Linked DNA regions of Homo sapiens: region 2 is linked to region 1. The links are chromatin loops, found by intact Hi-C in ENCODE. Cell type or tissue: IMR-90. All regions are shown on one strand. Region 1 overlaps LTBP1 (latent transforming growth factor beta binding protein 1). Region 2 overlaps LTBP1 (latent transforming growth factor beta binding protein 1).

What was found. Peaks named below come from ENCODE experiments on the same cell type or tissue, not always from the same donor. Only the 100,000 strongest peaks of a DNase experiment are listed, where the experiment ranks them.
Region 2: it touches region 1 in a loop (2.3-fold over the local background); 13 of 110 quality-filtered maps call a loop at or near these places.

What each region holds. Positions count from the first base shown.
Region 1 is chr2:33,274,907-33,277,406 of GRCh38, forward strand. It overlaps LTBP1 (latent transforming growth factor beta binding protein 1), which reads left to right. Exons shown (of 34, transcript NM_206943.4): 17 at 59-184; 18 at 895-1,017. Among named protein-coding and RNA genes, the nearest start is that of MIR4430, 140 kb to the right of the region's middle. In IMR-90, no CTCF peak of the experiment used is centred here; a DNase peak (open chromatin) is centred at 1,045; H3K27ac peaks cover 277 bases.
Region 2 is chr2:33,362,834-33,365,333 of GRCh38, forward strand. LTBP1 (latent transforming growth factor beta binding protein 1) reads left to right here. Exons shown (of 34, transcript NM_206943.4): 29 at 557-685; 30 at 1,383-1,523; 31 at 2,500. Among named protein-coding and RNA genes, the nearest start is that of MIR4430, 54 kb to the right of the region's middle. In IMR-90, no CTCF peak of the experiment used is centred here; a DNase peak (open chromatin) is centred at 968; H3K27ac peaks cover 193 bases.

The DNA of each region.
Region 1 (2,500 bases):
GGGAAACTAAGTTCTTGCTACACAGAACTAATATTTTTATATGTATTTTTGTTAACAGATATTGATGAGTGTACTCAGGTCCAACACCTCTGCTCCCAGGGCCGCTGTGAAAACACCGAGGGAAGTTTCTTGTGCATTTGCCCAGCAGGATTTATGGCCAGTGAGGAGGGTACTAACTGCATAGGTAATGGCAGCATTCTTCCTGCTTACAAATTCTTAGATCTGAGTTTTTAGATCCCCTAAGACTATCATCAGTTCAGTGCTTATCCAGACAACCCAGAATTTTTTATTAAACAATTATCATGACAGCAGTCTGCTAGATCCCAGGTGATATAAAAATGGATTTTTTTCCCCTAACATTTTTGAAGAAAGAGTGTCATATATGTGCATAGACAAGATACATTAAATGTTACTTTTGGACCACCCTGCATGAATCAAAACTGGATGATTTTGATGTGTGTCAAACAAATCAAAGGGAAAGTAGAAATCAGTTACTGGCCAGGCGCCATGGCCCACACCTGTAATCCCAGCACTTTGGGAGGCCGAGCCTGGCGGATCACCTGAGGTCGGGAGTTTGAGACCAGCCTGACCAACTTGGAGAAACCCTGTCTCTACTAAAAATACAGAATTAGCCAGGCATGGTGGTGCATGCCTGTAATCCCAGCTACTTGGGAGGCTGAGGCAGGAGAATTGCTTAAACCCAGGAGGTGGAGGTTGCAGTGAGCCGAGATCACACCATTGCACTCCAGCCTGGGCAACAAGAGCGAAACTCCATCTCAAAAAAAAAAAGAAATCAGTTACTTCGTTATTATATTTGAGCTAAGCTGGGAGATGGGAGAGGTTTGAAACAGTATTTGGAACACAAAACTCAACAATGCTATCTGCTCTTCGTAGATGTTGACGAATGCCTGAGGCCGGACGTCTGTGGGGAGGGGCACTGTGTCAATACTGTGGGGGCCTTCCGGTGTGAATACTGTGACAGCGGGTACCGCATGACTCAGAGAGGCCGTTGTGAGGGTGAGTCAGCTGAGAGTGTTCAGCACACATGACGGTGATGTGCAGGGTTGGTAGGCACCTTGCCTGGTTCTTGTTTCCTTCCCACACTCAGTGCGTGACACCAGTTTATCCAAGCTCTTTCTGCTTCCTAGATTCACAGGCTCTTTGCCTCTTCCTTTCACTGGCTCTTTTGGGATTATTTTCCATCTTCATGCTCTCATTATTTTTCACCTCAATATCTGCCTCTCTGGTATTTGGAATGAAATCACCATAGAATGATTAATTGCATCATATTTAGTAGAAACACAGACTTAATTACAGAGTCCGGACCATTCATCTGGGAACATGCTGCAGGTGTAACCAGTGTTGATTTTTTGTTTTTGACCTTTTCACCTACTTACATTCCTTTGTCTCCAATGCTTTCTTTTACATGTGTTCTGGTACTTTCTCACAGACTCCCCAAGAAGCATGGTCTGACAAACTTTGGTCAGATTCCAACTGTGCTTAATAAAATTTCCTCATTATTGACCACAGCAATGAGCTTTCTCTCATTATAAAAATGTTATAAAAAGTATTTATAGCATGGTCACAATTATTATCCTTTTCATATTTCTTTTCACGTTTGTGTCCAAGTTGCTCTGGTTCTTTTTGAAACCAATGTAGTGAGGCCAGGCACGGTGGCTCACGCCTGCAATCCCAGTGCTTTGGGAGGTTGAAGCGGGTGGATCACTTGAGGCCAGGAGTTTGAGACCAGCCTGGCCAACATGCTGAAACTCCCTCTCTCCTAAAAATACAAAAATTAGCTGGATGTGGTGGCACACGCCTGTAATCCCAGCTACCTGGGAGGCTGAGAAACAAGAATCACTTGAACCTGGGAGGCAGAGGTTGCAGTGAGCTGAGATCATGCCACTGCATTCCAGCCCAGGTGACAGAGAAAAACCTTGTCTCCAAAAAACAAAGCAAAACAAAACAAAACACTATGGCACTTTTTTTGCAATTATTTTCATGAAGAAATACACTGACCTTCTGCTAAAAACCTGTCATGGAAATATGAGGGTGAAGGAACACGGGATCTGTGAGGGCACGGGAGCATGGTGCTGGTTCCTTGGGGTTCCCTGCCTGGCTGTCAGCAGAGCCTAATAGATCTGGGCTCTGTTAGGTGGGGCAGGATGGACTAGGTTGGCACAGCCAGCCCTCAGCTGTCCCCTGGCTTCTGCCTGTTGGTTTTCTTCACTGCTCTAATGACCCAGGCCTGGAGGGAGAGCTAATTAGACATTTTTTGGCAGCCTACACTTGCCCCTCCTGCTGGTGTCTTGCCTCTGCCCCTTGGGTTCTAATCTAGAGAGAAGTGGGAGTGTTTTATGTTGCTGGATCTCTGATCAGCATGGAGTTTTGTACCCTCCCCGAGGGCCACGAGGCTACAGAACAAGCACAGGTGTAAAGTGTCTCCACGCTGCTCTTCCAGGGAACTCTCCTCTGCTGAAGAGATGCAGCGTGGGAGCAG
Region 2 (2,500 bases), 88 kb after region 1:
TAGGTAGATGTTCCTATTGTCTCCAATTTATCATTGAGTAAACTGAGATAGCAAAAGCTATTAATTCTGTGGGGGAATGGGTCTGCTAACCCCCTCAGCAACTTGTGCTTTCTTTTATCCTCAAGAAAGACTTGCATTCAAGTTCCACCAAACTTTATTGGAAACTTTCTACATCTCAACTAGTGAATGGGCCAGAATATACATTACAGAACACATTTCTTAAAAGGTATATATCCTTTTGTTGATGCCACTATGGAACCATAGACCATTTCATCAAATATGAGGTAGCATCTCAGAAACCATATTTACAAATACACTTCTCCTATAATGTTTTGGGCATTGCTTCTCAAATATCACAGACAAACTACATCTGTTTATGTTTTTATGCCTGCCAATTAGGCCTTATTTTAAGAAGGTTATATTGCTGTTTGTGTAGGATTCTTTGGAATGTAAATATTATAATATCTAACTTAAAGCCCCAAATCTGGTTAGACTCTTTTTAATTGAAAGATCAAACCTAACTCCTTTTTGTATTTCTCAATTTTTTTCCCCGTAGATGCAGATGAATGCCTACTTTTTGGACAAGAAATCTGCAAAAATGGTTTCTGTTTGAACACTCGGCCTGGGTATGAATGCTACTGTAAGCAAGGGACGTACTATGATCCTGTGAAACTGCAGTGCTTTGGTAAGCTTTAGGGGGATATAGTATGGTGTACTGTGAAAATATACAGATGGAAAAAATAACTATGCTATGTAGTAAAAACAATTTCCTTGAATCTAAATCATGTGTTGAAAAGATGTGTAAACGTTTTAGGGATCTTTTTCTTAAGCACAATTGAAGAAAATAAAAAGAAAAAACCACCTCCATACTACTGTTTGAATGTATTTCAAACAAAGAGTTAATATTCACTGTGGAATTATGATTCAGGCCACTGGTATAACTGAAGTGTTCTTTTGGTCTGTGGAACATCCTGTTTCATCACTCATACCGTGCAAGTGACAGCCATTTTAAATACTGACCCAGACTTTAATGCTTAAGCAGAAAACCATATACACTAGGCAGAAAAACATAGCAAAAGGAAATAATTTTAAAAGTTATCATAAAGAGCCATTTAATCTTAAATTTCTAAGCATATCCTGTTCATGGATGTTTTCTTTCCTTATTTAATGTCAGCAGCAGCAGCAGCAATGTTGTTTTTCAGTCAGAGCAGCTTACATTTTTATAGACAGAGCCACTCTCTTTTGGATGATAATGTGTGGTTAATTAAAATTTGGCAGCACCTGGAATCTGGACTAAATATAGCAATGTGTAAAGTTTGGGAAGTGTATGAGGTACAACTGATGGCTGATTTTCTTTAGTAATACTTTTTTTTGCTCTTAAGATATGGATGAATGTCAAGACCCCAGTAGTTGTATTGATGGCCAGTGTGTTAATACAGAGGGCTCTTACAACTGCTTCTGTACTCACCCCATGGTCCTGGATGCGTCAGAAAAAAGATGTATACGACCGGCTGAGTCAAACGGTATGTTTCCAGGAGATGCAAACCTGTGTCCAAATAACTATCATAAGATTTTCCTTTTAACTAAAATGTGAACTATTGGAAAATAGAAAAATGGATTCCTTGGGTATTTTGAAATAACTAAAATGAGATACAATGAGATACTTACAGAAATAGTAATAAGATGCATATCATCAGTATGTAGGAGATTTAATAGCCTGGACATACTCATTAAGTATGGACTATGGAGTGGCTGAGCAGATGGCAGGGTTGTTCCATGGCTTAGGGTTCATCATCCCTAACCTGCAGAGGCAGCTGAGGGAAATGTAATTCAGGGAAAGATAATTAGGTGCACTCAGCAGAGTGGAGGATGTGGATAAGGCTCAGCAGAACAGAGGGTGGAGTTCAACAGGGTGGTGGAGAGCCCCGAAGTCCACTGACAAACTCCTGTCCTCCCTGATGCTACTGATAATTGGCAAAAAGCCGCTGATAATTGGCATAATCTGTCATTCGCCTCAGGAGACTGCTTTGGATGAAGTCAATTGAAAGGTAGGAATTAAAGACTCTAGGATGAAGGGTCACTAGTCCAGGGCTTTGGCAGATTAAATGGATAAGAAGGCATGAATCCAATAGCTGTTACATGGAAAGAAATGGTAGGGTTTGACAGGAGTAAATGAAAAAGTGAAGATTAGGAGAGTGAGAAGCCTGATGGCTTATGAAGGACAAGCAAGATAGTGGGCATTTTATATAAAAGTAGGAAGCTATAGAGAACTATTGTGTCGGGACCGGATGGGCAGCTGGAATTTCAACTGATGGAATGACACCCAGTTGGAGATGACAGAGAATTGATCCATTGAAAGACCAGACTGGATTCAGACTTTTACTTGGAAGTCACTCTTAGAAATAGAGATGGAAACTTTGAGACTTGCTGGCTTCCAACACAGTGTTTATAAATAGGAATAACTGTGCGATTTTCATGGAACTATGTCTTCCCTTTCAGA